3 separate regions of the Homo sapiens genome follow, and all the other regions are linked to region 3. Evidence: chromatin loops called from intact Hi-C (ENCODE). Cell type or tissue: B cell. All regions are shown on one strand. Region 1 overlaps XPNPEP3 (X-prolyl aminopeptidase 3). Region 2 has its middle 53 kb from the start of MIR4766. Region 3 overlaps MRTFA (myocardin related transcription factor A).

Region 1 (5,000 bases), 370 kb before region 3:
ACAATGTTTTGCAACCACCACCTCTCTCTAGTTCCCAAACATTTTCATCACCAGAAAAGAAAATCCCTTACCCATTAAGCAGTTAATTCCCATTCTCCTCTCACCCTATTCCCTGATATCCTCTAATCTGCTTTTTGTCTCTACGGGTTTACCTATTCCGCATATTTCATATAAATGGAGTCATATAGCCGGGCGCAGTGGCTCACGCCTGTAGTCCCAGCACTTTGGTGGGTGGATTGCTTGAGTCCAGCAGTTCGAAACCAGCCTTGGCAACATGGTGAAACCCAGTCTTCACAAAAAATACAAAAATTAGCCAGGCGTGGTAGCGCAAGTAGCTCCGCCTCTCAAGTAGCTGGGCCTACAGGCATGAGCCACTGTCCCTGGCCTGTTGTTGAACTGTAAGAGTTCTTTAAATAGGCCCGGCGTGGTGGCTCACGCCTGTAATTCCAGCACTTTGGGAGGCTGAGGCGGGTGGATCACCTGAGTTCGGGAGTTAGAGACCAGCCTGACCAACATGGAGAAACCCCATCTCTACTAAATATACAAAAATTAGCCGGGCGTGGTGGTGCATGCCTGTATTCCCAGCTACTTGGGAGGCTGAGGCAAGAGAATTGCTTGAACCTGGGAGGTGGAGGTTGCGGTGAGCAGAGATTGGGCCATTGCACTCCAGCCTGGGTGAGAGAAGAGTGAAACTCCATCTCAAAAAAAAAAAAAGTTCTTTAAATATTCTAGATACTAGAACCTTATCAGATATATGATTTGCAAATATTTTCTCTCATTCCGTTTTTTCACTTTCTTGATAGTGTCCTTTTAAACAATTTTTTAAAGTTTTTTATTTTAAATTCTTTTTTTTTAATAAAAAGAGAGGAGGTCTCACTATGTTGCCCAGGCTGCTCTTGAACTCCTGAGTTCAACTGATCTTCCTTGCCTTGGCCTCCCAAAATGCAAGGATTACAGGTATGAGCCACCACACCCATTCCCTTTGTTTTTTATTATTTTTTAAGATCATTATTGTTTTGAGACAGGGTCTCACTCTGTTACCCAAGCTGAAGTGCAGTGCTGTGATCTTGGCTCACTGAAGCCTCTGCCACCCAGGCTCTGGTGATCCTCCCACCTCAGCCTCGTGAGTAGCTGAAATTACAGGAACATGCCACCACACCCAGCTAACTTATTTTTGTATTTTTCATAGAGATGGGGTTTTGCCATGTTGCCCAGGCTGGTCTCAAATTCCTGGGCTCAAAAGATCCATCCACCTTGGCCTCTCAAAGTGTTGGGATTACAGGCATGAGCCACTGCACTTAGCCTTTTAATTTATTCTTAAATTAAGTTTAATTATTTTTTTTTTGAGACAGAGTCTTGCTCTGTTGCCCAGGCTGGAATGCAGTGGTGCGATCTCGGTTCATGACAACCTCCACCTACCAGGTTCAAGCAATTCTCCTGCCTCAGCCTCCCCAGTAGCTGGGATTACAGGCACCCGCCACCATGCCTGGCTAATTTTTTGTATTTTTAATAGAGACGGGGTTTCACTATGTTGGCCAGGCTGGTCTTGAACTCCTGACTTCAGGTGATCCACCGGCCTCAGCCTCCCAAAGTACTGGGATTATAGGCGTGGGTCACCGTACCCGGCCTTTTTTTTTTTTTTTCCTAAGGCTGTTTCTCAGTGTGAGAAAAGTACCCTTTGATGTAGAGAAGTTTTAAACATTGATAAATTCTAATTTATCTACTTTTTCTTTTGTTGCCTGTGCTTTCGGTATCATCTTTAAGAATCCTTTGGCAAATCTAAGGTCATGAAGATTCACCCTTATGTTTTTTCCTAATAGTTTTATAATTTGAGCTCTTAAGTTTAGGTCACTGATCCATTTTATTTATGTATTTATTTAATTTGTGAGATAGAGTCTTGCTCTGTTGCCCAGGCTGGAATGCAGTGGTGTAATCTTGGCTCACTGCAATCTCCGCCTCCTAGGTTCAAGTGATTCTCCTATCACCACAGTGCAGCCTGGGAACAAAGGGAGACTGCCTCCCGAGTATTCGGGATTACAGGCATATGCCACCACACCTGGCTAATTAAGTTAATTTTTAGATAAGGTGTGAAGTAGGGGTACAACTTCATTCCTTTTTTTTTTTTTTTTTTTTGAGATAGAGTCTCGCTCTGTCACCAGGCTGGAGTGCAGTAGCGTGATCTCCGCTCACTGCAACCTCCACCTCCCAGGTTCAAGCAATTCTCCTGTCTCAGCCTCCCAAGTAGCTGGGATTACAGGCGCCCACCACCACATCCAGCTAATTTTTGTATTTTTAGTAGAGATGAGGTATCACCATGTTGGCCAGGATGGTCTTATCTCTTGACCTCGTGATCCACCTACCTTGGCCTCCCAAAATGCTGGGATTACAGGTGTGAGCCACTGTGCCCGGGCACAACTTCATTCTTTTGCATATGGATATCCATCTGTCCCAGCAGAACTGACTCATTTTTAAAAAAATTCATCCTTGGTTTGATATGGCACATGCTTTGAAATCATGGAATGTGGAAATGATAGACCCTGAACTTCACGAGCTAGCAAAATGGATTGGGAGGGAATTCTGAATCGCTGGTAGGTCTGCTAAATATTCAATAGTTTGGTTAGTGCCTTCAGTGCTGGCTGAAAGTAAGCTCAGAATCTCTTTTAGATGAGCTTCTTTTTGATCAACAGATGGAGCTCTAACCCAAAGAAACTGGGCTACTATCATTTTTTTGATGAGTCAGCTGAGACCAACCACAGCTAAAATAATTCGAGTGGCAAGTTGACAGCGATGGGTAAAAAACCATGGACATAAGGGGCTATTCAGTGAAGAAAATGAGCCATTTTCTAGACTATTACATGCAATACCCTGAGGAACTCTTTAAAAATGGTTCCTGAGAATTTTAGATCAAAGAACAGTATCTCTCATTTTGAATATTGCTGAGTGAGAAAGGTTTGCAGGGAAACCCCTAGTTTATTAAAATGGATGAAGGGAGGGGCCTATCATATGTATCTAGATATGGGCAACTGTCCTGCCCCTCCCTCATCACATAGTCAGTGCCTCCTGAAGCTACAGAAATGCTGTGGATGCAGACAGTACGGTTCTGGTTGTATGAGGACATAAATGAACTCCATTATGGGATACCCCTCACCCAGGTTATGAATGATACTGTGATAAAAGGCATCCACCAGCATGAACTTCATATGTGACTTTGCTGTTAGATCTCAGGAAGATGTAAAAAGGCAGTTTAAGATCTTTTATCCCAACTTCCTGGATAATAAAAAGATAGTAAGTTTAGGACTTTATAAAAGAAATAAAATCAAGAAAGAAATGGGGCATGAAAAAGAATAAGGTTAGACCCTTAGTTTATACCATATATAAATATTAACTCAAAATGGGTCGGCCGGGCGCGGTGGCTCACGCCTGTAATCCCAGCACTTTGGGAGGCCGAGGCGGGTGGATCATGAGGTCAGGAGATCAAGACCATCCTGGCTAACAAGGTGAAACCCCGTCTCTACTAAAAATACAAAAAATTAGCCGGGCGCGGTGGCGGGCGCCTGTAGTCCCAGCTACTCGGGAGGCTGAGGCAGGAGAATGGCGTGAACCCGGGAAGCGGAGCTTGCAGTGAGCCGAGATTGCGCCACTGCAGTCCGCAGTCCGACCTGGGCGACAGAGCGAGACTCCGTCTCAAAAAAAAAAAAAAAAAAAAAAAAAAAAAAAAAAAAAAATGGGTCAAAGACCTAAACATAAAACATAAAACTCTTAGAAGAAAACATAGGGGAATACCTTTATGACACTGGATTTGGTAATATTTTCTTGGATATGACACCAAAAGCACAGTTAACAACAACAAAAAAACTGGACTTTATAAAAATTAAAACATTTTGAGCATTAAAGGACGCTATGAATAGTAAAAAGCCAACCCTCATAATGGGAGAATATTTGCAAACCATATACCGGATTAAGAGTTAATATCAAAAACATATAAGGAATTCCCACAACTCAACAACAAAAAAATCCAGCCCAATTTAAAAAATGGGCAAAGGAACTGAACAGGTATTTCTCCAAATAAGATATACAAATAACCAATAAACACATGAAAATATGCTGAACATCACTAGCTGTTAATGAAATGCAAATAAAAACTATGAGATGTCATTTCACACTCATTAAGATGGCTAGTACTCAAAAGGCAGAAAATAACAAGTATCGATTGGCAAGAATGTAGAAAAACTGGAACCCTTGTGCATTGCTGGTAGAAATGTGAAATGGTCCATTTGCTGTGGAAAACTATATGGTGGTTTCTCAAAAAATTAAATGTATAATCAGGAGGCTGAGGTGGGAAGATCACATGAGCCCAGGAGTTCGAGGCTGCAGGGAGCTAAGATGGTGCTGCTGCACTCCAGCCTGGGAACAAATGGAGACTCTGTCTCAAAAAAAGAAAAAAAAAAACAACACAGACTCACCACAGATCTAACAATTCTACTTCTGGGTATATACCCCAAAGAACTGAAAGCAGGGACCTGAATAATTATTTGTAAACCCAGGTACATAGCAGCATTAGTCACCATAGCCCAAAAGATGGAAACAACCCAAGTGTCCAATGACAGATGAAAAGATGAAGGAGGCCGGGCACGGTGGATTACGCCTGTTATCCCAGCACTTTGGGAGGCCGAGGTGGGCAGATCACGAGGTCAGGAGATCGAGACCATCCTGGCTAACACAGTGAAACCCCATCTCTACTAAAAATACAAAAAAATTAGCCGGGCGTGATGGCGGGTGCCTGTAGTCCCAGCTACTCAGGAGGCTGAGGCAGGAGAATGGCGTGAACCCGGCGGAGCCTGCAGTGAGCCGAGATTGCGCCACTGCACTCCAGCCTGGGCAACAGCGAAACTCCGTCTCAAAAAAAAAAAAAAAAAAAAAAGATGAAGGAAACATTGTCTATACATACAATGGAATACCATTCAGCCATAGAGGAATGTCATTCTGAAAAATGCTACAAC
Region 2 (5,000 bases), 240 kb before region 3:
CTAATTCCCCACTCCCCACCTTCCCCTGTCCTCTGGCAGCCACCATTCTCGTTTCTGTCTCTATGATTTTGACTACCGTAAGTACCTCATCTAAGTGGAATCACACAGTAATTGTCTAACTGTGACTGGCTTATTTCACTCAGCATAATGTTCTTGAGGTTCACCTATGTTGTAGCATAGGTCAGAATTTCCTTCCTTTTTGAGGTCGAATAATATTCCATTGTATGTATATATCACATTTTGCTTCTCTATCGACATTTGGGTTGCTTCCACATTTTAGCTATTGTGAATAATGCTGCTGTGCACATGGGTATACAAATATCTCTTTGAAACCTTGCTTTTAATTCTTTTGGATACATACCCAGAAGTAAATTTGCTGGATCATATGGTAATTCTATCTTTAATTTTTTTTTTTATCTGAGACAGAGTCTTGCTCTGTCACCCAGGCTGGAGTGCAATGGCGCGATCTCAGCTCACTGCAGCCTCCACCTCCCTTGTTCCAGCAATTCTCCTGCCTCAGCCTCCCAAGTAGCTGGGATTACAGGTGCCCGCCACCACACCTGGCTAATTTTTGTATTTTTAGTAGAGACAAGGTTTCACCATGTTGGCCAGGCTGGTCTCAAACTCCTGACCTCAGGTGATCCACCCACCTCAGCCTCCCAAAGTGCTGGGATTACAGGCATGAGCCACTGTGCCCAGCTCTATTTTTAATTTTTTGAGGAATCACCGTACTCTTCCATGGCAGCTGCACCATTTTACGCTCCCACCAACAGTGCACAAGGGTTCCAATTTCTCCACATCCTCATCAACGCTTATTATTTTCTGCTTTTTTGATAGTAGCCATCGTAACGGGGTGTGCGGTGGTATCTCATTGTCGTTTTGATTTGCATTTCCCTAATGATTAGTGATAATGAGTATCTCTTCATTTGCTTATTGGCCATTTGTATATCTTCTTTGGGGAAATGTCTATCCAAGTCACTTGCCTACTCCCTAGTGAGCCAACTCAGAATTTAAAAAAAAAAAGTTATTTGCCTGTTTTTGAATCAAGTGTTTTTTTGTTGTTGAGTTTTAGGAATTCTCTATATATTCTAGATATTAATCTCTTATCAGACGTATGATTTGCAAATATTTTCTCCCATTCTGTGGGTTGCCTTTTTACTCTGTTGATAGTGTCTTTTGATGTACGCATTTTTAAATTTTCATGAAGTCCAACCTGTCTGTTTTTTGTTGTTTTTGCCTGCTACTTGGAAAGCTGAGGTGGGAGAATACTGCTTGAACCCAAGAGGTGGAGGTTGCAGTGAGCCGAGATCACGCCATTGCACTCCAGCCTGGGTGACAGTGAGACTCTATCTCAAAAAAAAAAAAAAAAAGAAACTAGTTGAGTTTTTGAGTTCTTTATTTTGCATTTGTTAGTGTATTAAAAATTATAAAAGATTGGGTGCAGTAGCTCATGCCTATAGTCCCAGCACTTTGGGAGGCCAAGGCAGAAGGACCGCCTGAGCCCAGGAGTTTGACCAGCCTAGGCAACATAGCAAGACCTCATCTCTAGAAAAAATTATCTGGGCATGGCGGTGCACACCTGCAATTCCAGCTACTCGGAAGGCTGAGATGGAAGGATTGCTTGAGCCCAGGAGCCAGGAGGTGGAAGCTGCAGTGAGCCATGATCATGTCACCACCCTCCAGCCTGGGTGACAAAGCAAGATACTGCCTCAAAAAAAAAAAATATATATATATATATATATAATATATATATAATATGTATATATAAATTATATACACACATTTATATATAAATGTATTAAATACATATATAAGGATAATATATAAATTATCCTTCACCTTAAGTCTTCACTGTTTTTAGATATATATTTTATATATATTTAATATATGTTATACATGTTAAATATATTTACATATGTTATATATAGTAAATATATATAACATATTTATATTTTAATTTTTTTATTATTATTTTTTTGAGACGGAGTCTCGCTTTGTTGCCCAGGCTGGAGTGCAGTGGCGCTATCTCGGCTCACTGCAAGCTCCGCCTCCTGGGTTCACGCCATTATCCTGCCTCAGCCTCCCGAGTAGCTGGGACTACAGGCACCCGCCACCACGCCTGGCTAATTTTGTGTATTTTTAGTAGAGAGGGGATTTCACCGTGTTAGCCAGGATGGTCTCAATCTCCTGACTTCGTGATCCGCCCGCCTCGGCCTCCCAAAGTGCCGGGATTACAGGTGTAAGCCACCGCGACCGGCCAAATCTCTTTTTTTTTTTTGTTTTTAGGAGACTGCGTCTTGCTTTATTTCCCCGGGCTGAGTACAGTGGCATGGTCATAGCTCACTGCAGCTTCAAACTCCTGGGCTCAAGTGACCCTCCTGCCTCAGTCTCCTGAGAGGCTGGGATTACAGGCTAAATTATTTTATTAACCCCTTGAACCATGGAGTTATGTTAGGCAAAGTGCATCTGTAGAAATGCTTTATTATTATGATGATAGTCATGGAAATCAAAAGGAAATTTTATGGATTATCTTTGTTGATGTTTTCATTCATAAATAAACTCCCATTTGATAGAAAATGGCTGCATTTGTTTTTAACTTTGCAGTTATAGATATGAAGAAAGCTTTAAACCACCAGAGGGCATTGCAGTCAGCTTCTTATTATAAATCATTATAAATCACTGCTGTCAGAGATGCCTAGTGAAATTTGTTCCCAATTAAACCAGAAAAAGAAGCATTTTTAGGCCGGGTGCTGTGGCTCACACCTGTAATCCCAGCACTTTGGGAGGCCAAGGCGGGCGGATCACGAGGAGTTCGAGACCAGCCTGACCAACATGGTGAAACCCCATCTCTACTAAAAATACAAAAATCAGCCAGGCGTGGGGGTTTGTGTCTGTAATCCCAGCTACTCAGGAGGCTGAGACAGGAGAATCGCTTGAACCTGGGAGGCAGAGGTTGCAGTGAGCCAAGATCACACCACTGCACTCCAGCCTGGGCAACAGAACAAGACTCCGTCTCAAAAAAAAAAAAAAAAAAAAAAGGAAGCATTTTTAGATCTCATAAACAATCTGAATAGGAGCTGTGGCTTGAACTTAGTGGAACACTACCTTGAAGCACCTTTTTATATGTATTAAAGCAAAGAGTGGAGTTGGTAGTACTTTGCTGAAATTGTATTGTTTTACTTTTTTCTTTCCCCAAGCGTATGCCCAAACTTTTAATTTGTCATCTATCATTTATCATCTTTTTTGGCCAAAGAATGAAGCCAAGTACCTCTCCATATCAACAGGTATTGAAGTGCGAGACACAAAAGTTACAGTTTTTGGCCAGTAGTATCCACCTCTTTATGGCCTTTATTGGAGCTAACAGAAACCTGCAAAATTAGGCAGCCGGGCACGGTGGCTCACACCTGTGATCCCAGCAATTTGGGAGACCAAGGCAGAGAGATCACTTAAGCTCAGCAGTTCGAGACAAGTCTAGGCAACATGGCAAGACCCTGCCTCTACAAAAAATACAGGCATGGTGGTGTGTGCCTGTGGTCCCAGCTAATTGTGGGGCCGAGGCAGGAGGATTGCTCAAGCCTCAGAGGCCAAGGCTGCAGTGAGCTGAGATTGCACCACTGCACACTCCAGCCTGGGCAACAAAGTGAGACCCTGTCTAAAAAAAAAAAAGAAAAGAAAGAAAAGAAACATACAAAATAGAATGATCCACAGTTTGTTAAAACTCCCTCGTTCCTGTTCACCATTGGTGGAAGTGCCAACAGGCAGAAAAATGATTAAAAGTCAGAGCAGGAGGTAAAAAGCATTTTGACAACCCATGAATTTAAAAATCAAATCCTCACTAAACAAGTGTTGTTAATGTAAACAGGTAAAACGTCTTTCCACATCATCTGTATTTTTTTTTCTTTTGAGACAGTTTCGCTCTTGTTGCTCAGCCTGGAGTGCAATGGCACGGTCTCAGATTACTGCAACGTCTGCCTCCCAGGTTCAAGCAATTCTCCTGCCTCAGCCTCCCAAGTAGTTGGGATTACAGGCACGCGCCGCCACGCCCAGCTAATTTTGTATTTTTTTTTTTAGTAGAGACGGCGGGGTTTCACCAGGTTGGTCAGACTCGTCTCGAACATGTGACCTCAAGTGATCCACCCGCCTTGGCCTCCCAAAGTGCTGGGGTTACAGGCATGAGCCACCACAATTGGCCCATATCATCTGAAATAAATGTGGTAACTATTGAGGCTTCCTGGTTATAGCTGACTAGAGCTCTCATTGGTCTATATTCCAGGAGCATTTGAGATATTAATTTATTTTACGAACACTTACTGAGTACATTTGTGCCAGTGACTGGCTAAAGCTGTAGCATACAGATATAAACACTGATTATTAATCTTTGTATATTTCTTTGTAGTTCATAAAACAATCTGGCATCCACCCTCTTATTTGGTGCTGCAGACCTCTGAGATGCAGTGGGCAGGTGATATCTCCATTTTATAGGTGTGGAGACAGGTTCCAAATTGTTAAATGACTCATTCATAGTCAAACAGCCAGTAACTGACAGAGCAGGACCAAACAGGTCTTCTAATTTCAAATGCCATCCTTTTTTCCACAACAGCATGCTGTCTTCCTAGAAGAGGTAAGCCTATTACTCTCGATACATATTATATGCCAAAGGACCCCAGGTTAAAAATATAGCCACTCGATGGTTGTGATTGTTTAGCTTAACAAGCAACTTAGCAAATAAGTTCAGAAGTTTGCCAGCACTATTTCTCTTTTCTCCAAAGATCAAAGGTAGATTCAGCATACAGTCAATGAAAGAAAATAAATTGGATTCTTTTTTAGTATTTGGTTGACCTTTACTAAGAATCTCTTTCCGCCGAGTGCGGTGGCTCACGCCTGTAATCCCAGCACTGGAGGTCAGGAGTTTGAAAACAATCTGGCCAACACGGTAAAACTCCATCTCTATTAAAAATACAAAAATTGGCCGGGTGTGGTGGCAGGTGCCTGTAGTCCCA
Region 3 (5,000 bases):
AAGTCCCCTTAGAGTTAGGACGCGGATCAAAGAAATTTGAATTCATTTGTCAGTCTGCATCTTTTTTTTTCCTCCTTTTTGTTTCTTTTTGGATGAGGCAAGCTGTCAAGACCAAGAACTACAGTTTTAGCTTTATTAAAACAGTGCCAAATTAAATAAAGACGAGACTCATAAAGTCTTGTTTTTTTGGAACTTCACTTTTATGATTACCACATGCTTTTTTTTTTTTTTTTTTAAGATGGAGTCTTGCTCTGTCACCCAGGCTGGAGTGCAGTGATGCGATCTCGGCTCACTGCAAGCTCCACCTCCTGGGTTCACTCCATTCTCCTGCCTCAGCCTCCCAAGTAGCTGGGACTACAGGCGCCCACCACCATGCCCGGCTAATTTTTTTTGTATTTTTAGTAGAGACAGGGTTTCACTGTGTTAGCCAGGATAGTCTCGATCTCCTAACTTCGTGATCTGCCCACCTCAGCCTCCCAAAGTGCTGGGATTACAGACGTGAGCCACTGCGCCTGGCCCACATGCATTATTTTTTAAAAAGATTTTCTTTATAACGACAAGGAAAATAATGCTAAAAAACCACTCTGCCATCAATGACAAAAAAAAAAAACTCCACTTTCTTTGCCTTGCACTCGTCAAGCTAAAGGGCAGTATCAGGCTGAGCTCATGGTATCAGAGGTCTGGGGCATTAATCTCATGGCAAAGTCGCATAAATGGCTGATGGTGGCAGTATGGTGAGTATAGAGGGCCTAGAAAAGAGGACTATGTGACAACTACATAGTGCAAACAAACTCAGTAGTGAAATTTTTATAGTCTGTCATAATTTAAAAGTATTTGTGTGTGTGTGTGTGTGTGTGTGTGTATCTTTGAGGCGAGGTCTTGCTCTGTCATCTAGGCTAGAGTGCAGTAGTGTGATCATGGTTCACTGCAGACTCAACCTTCCTGGCTCAAGCAATCCTCCCATCTCAGCCTCCCGAGTAGCTGGACCACAGGCGTGTACCGCTGCACCCCAGTATTTTTTTTCTCCTCCCCTGCCCCAATAAGTTTTTTATTTTTTGTGGGAATGAGATCTTGGTGTGTTGCCCAAGCTGGTCTCAAACTCCTGAGCTCAAGCAGTCCTCCCACCTCTGCCTCCCAAGGTATTAGGATTACAGGTGTGAGCCACTGCTCATAATCCCCTTAGCCTTAGGTATATTGTTTGATTTTCACAACAACTTTTTGCAGTGTCTGTATCTTCACAATTTACAGAGGAAACTGAGGTTCAAAAGCTTAAGGACACACAGTAAGAGATGGAACAGGTGTTTAATTCAGCTTTTTGAGTTTAAACACGATTACATTATCCATTTAAAATTAATCAGGTCATATCCCTCCTTGCTCAGAACCTGCCAGTTATTCTCATTCACTGAAAAAGCCACAGTCCTTATACTCGTCTACAAAGTCCCACATGAACTGCTTTGTAACTCTTATTTTATCTGCTTCTCTTCTCTCCCTTGCTTGTTTTACCCCAACCATATTGGCTTTGTTTGTTGTCCCTGAGCACCTTAGCTCGCATATCAGGGCTTTTGTACTTGTTATTCCTTCTATTTAGAGCACGTTTCCCTGAGTAGCCTCATGGCTTGTTCCCGCATCACCTTGAGATTTTTGATCAGATGTTACTTTTGGGCCTGTTATGGTGGCTCACACCTATAATCCCAGCGCTTTGGGAGGCCGAATGGGGAGGATCACTTGAAGCCAGGAGTTCAAGGCTAGTCGGGCATCATGGTGAGATGCTGTCTCTGTGAAACAGCAACAACAACAACAACAACAACAAATTAGCCAGGCATGATGGCATGTGCTTGTAGTACCAGCTACACAGGAGGCTGAGTGGGGAGGATCAGTTGAGCCCAAGAATTTGAGGTGGCAGTGAGCTATGACTGTGCCACTGCACTCCAGCCTGGGTGACAGAGCAAGACCATGTCTCTTAAAAAAAAAAAAAAGTTACTTTTTTAGTTAGGCGCACTCCCTGACCATCCTATTTTGTAAAACCTTGCTTTTATTTTCCTTCATACCACTTATTTGCAGAATAGATAGTTCATTTGTTTATTGGTTGTGGCTGTCTCTTCGTAGAATGTAAGTGCCACAAGGAGGATTTTTTTTTTCCTCTTTGATTCTCTGCCTTGTGTATAAGAATACTTCGTGTATTGTAAGCACTTAATAATTGTTGAATGGGTGATTTAGCAAAATCATTAGGATATTTTTTAGGTTAAGTATGTTCCTGAGACCATGCCTTGTAAATATTTGTATAGCGTGCCCTAACTGAAGAGGCACTACAGTATAGAGCATTGTTTTCAAAGTGTGGTCTGAGGACCCCTAGGTGTCCTTGAAACATTTTCAGTGGGTATGAATCAAAATTTTATGTATTTATACTAAAATGTAATTTCCCTTTCTTACTGTTGTTCTTTCATAAGTGTACATTGTAGTTTTGGTTTTTTATATTTTTATAATTTTTTTGTGAGACAGGGTCTTGCTCTGTCGCCCCCTGCTGGAGTGCAGTGGTGGGATCTCGGCTCACTGTAACCTCTGTCTCCCGGGCTCAAGCAAACCTCCCCGACAGCTTCCTGTCTAACCCAGGAGTTCAAGACCAGCCTGGGCAACATAGCAAGATTCCATCTTTACAAAAAATTTTTTAAAATAATTTTTAAAATGTGGAATAATGTTTACCACTTATCTCTATAATTCTAGAAAAGTGGCTTTGAGGCTATACACCAGAATATGAATAACTTTCTCTGAGTAGTGAGATTTCATAGGGGACATTATATTTTTTCCATCTTTTGGGTTTTCCTGTATCTTTCTGATTTTCTATGATGAGCATACATTTCTTTTGTATTCCAATAAAGCTTATGTTGGCTGGGCACAGTGACTCACCCCTGTAATCCCAGCATTTTGGGAGGCTGGGGCGGGCGGATCACTTGAGGCCAGGAGTTTAAGACCAGCCTGGCCAGTATGGCGAAACCCCATCTCTACTAAAAATACAAAAAAATTAGCTGGGTGTGGTGGCCCATGCTTGTAATCCCAGCTACTTGGGAGGCCGAGGCAGGAGAATTGCTTGAACCTGGGAGGTGGAGGTTGCAGTGAGCCGAGATTGCGACATTGCACTCCAGCATGGGTGACAAGAGCAAAACTCTGTCTCAAAAACATACACACGCACACGCACAAAAATAAATAAAGCTTATGTTAAATTGTGTGTATGCACATACACAGGTAGGTACAGTTAAAAGAGGAAGAAGATGGATGGAAGCATAATGATTAGGAGATAGAGCTGTTAATTTGGAACCTCTGCAGTCAAAGTGCTCCCTCCACTGACCAAATACTGCATGATAAGGAGGCACTCCATCTCATTAAACTGTTCCCTCTGACCAGTTGAGTTTGTATAAATCTCTTTTACATTTTTGCCTTTGTTTCTATTTTGTAAGACTTATTGAAATTTATCTTTGCAGTGTTTGTGTTAGGCCATGTTCTTGGCAGAGCTGTGGCTCCTTCCTGTGTACACTCATTTACTCTCAATTTGCTGAACCTCTCAGAAGTTTTCTGTCAAAAAACAACACGTTAAATTTTTTGTTTGCTTTTGTTGGGTAAGAATAATCTGATTTGTTGTAGGCATAAAATGGTGGTGTTAGTATACAATGTTTTAATTATTTTTTTGTGTAGCTTTTATTTTTGAGCCAGGGTCTCACTCTGCTGCCCAGGGTGGAGTGCAGTGGCATAATCACAGCTCATTGCAGGCTGGACCTCCCCAGGCTCAGGTGGTCCTCCCACCACAGATTCCTGAGTAGCTGGGACTGCAAGTGCACATCACTAGGCCCAGCTAAAAAAATTTTTTTTAATGAGAGACAGGTTTTCACTATGTTGCCCAGCCTGTTTTAATTTTTTGAAAGTGCATTTCTGCAATATATTTTGCTCATTGACTATAGGGTGTGAAAATTGTCCTTAACAATTCATGATGCTGTATCTTTCTGATTTTCTGTTTTTCTGTTTTTCCTTGCAAATAGGATCTTGAGGAACTAAAATATTAATTAAACTTGATTTTTTGAACTGTTTTCTTAGTATATTCTCTTGGGAATCGATAAGATTATATTCCTCAAATCAGTGCCATAAGACTAATTTATTTGGTTATGTAAAGTACTGAAAACTTAGGTATCAACATTAATTAGGTTACTCAAACAGATACTATGTCCGTATTCTTCTAATACCTTGCTACTCAAAGTATGTTCCAAGGTCTGGCAGCCTTTGTATCACCTGGAAGCCTATTAGGAATGCAGAATCTCAGACGCCACCTCAGACCTGCGGAATCACAATCTGTTTTAAAAAGATTATTTGCCGGGTGCAGTGGCTCACAGCTGTAATCCCAACACTTTGGGAGGCCAGGGTGGGCAGATTGCTTGATGTCAGAAGTTTGAGACCAGCCTAGGCAACATGGTGAAACCTCATCTCTACAAAAAATGCAAAAATTAGGCAGGCATGGTGATACACACCTGTAGTCCCAGATACTTAGGGGGCTGAAGTGGGAGGCTCACTTGAATTTGGGAGGTCAAGGCTGCAGTGAACCGTGTTTGCACCACGGTATTCCAGCTGGGCCACAAAGTGAGACCCTATCTCAAAAAAAAGATTGTCACATGCATATTAAAGTTGAGAAGTTCAGTTCCAAAAGATATTTTATTTTTATTTCCCAAGATGCTATGAGATGTGTTGGATTTATATGTGGGATTTATATGATGTCTAATTAGTATGGAAGAATAGGGTAAAACAGGAAACAAAAAAGAAAACCTGCTCCTGGTATAGTTCTCTGTGTTAGATAAACGTTCACAATTTGACAACTTTTTTTTTTTTTTGCCATTTTTCTTCATTTTTCAAAGAAAGAACAAATAGGCTTATTTTTGGCATTCTAGAATGTTTAACTGGGAAGGATCTTAGACATGACCTGATAACAAACCTTGGTTTTACAGGTGAACAGACGGGGGGCT

The links. Peaks named below come from ENCODE experiments on the same cell type or tissue, not always from the same donor. Only the 100,000 strongest peaks of a DNase experiment are listed, where the experiment ranks them.
Region 1: a loop joins it to region 3, with 4 times the contacts of the local background. A loop is called at or near these places in 5 of 110 quality-filtered maps.
Region 2: it touches region 3 in a loop (2.5-fold over the local background); 8 of 110 quality-filtered maps call a loop at or near these places.

What each region holds. Positions count from the first base shown.
Region 1 is chr22:40,896,951-40,901,950 of GRCh38, reverse strand. All of the region lies in intron 4 of XPNPEP3 (X-prolyl aminopeptidase 3), which reads right to left. Among named protein-coding and RNA genes, the nearest start is that of DNAJB7, 37 kb to the right of the region's middle. In B cell, CTCF peaks have their summits at 2,510 and 2,711; a DNase peak (open chromatin) is centred at 2,700.
Region 2 is chr22:40,758,090-40,763,089 of GRCh38, reverse strand. No RefSeq gene overlaps it. Among named protein-coding and RNA genes, the nearest start is that of MIR4766, 53 kb to the left of the region's middle. In B cell, CTCF peaks have their summits at 2,432 and 2,640 (motif pointing right); a DNase peak (open chromatin) is centred at 2,649; H3K4me3 peaks cover 618 bases; H3K27ac peaks cover 378 bases.
Region 3 is chr22:40,522,994-40,527,993 of GRCh38, reverse strand. The region is part of intron 3 of MRTFA (myocardin related transcription factor A); the gene reads left to right. MRTFA-AS1 (MRTFA antisense RNA 1) reads right to left here. Exons shown (of 4, transcript NR_109965.1): 2 at 4,554-4,628; 3 at 4,276-4,469; 4 at 1,287-1,775. Among named protein-coding and RNA genes, the nearest start is that of MRTFA-AS1, 3.7 kb to the right of the region's middle. In B cell, CTCF peaks have their summits at 2,308 and 2,508 (motif pointing left); DNase peaks (open chromatin) are centred at 2,533 and 3,311.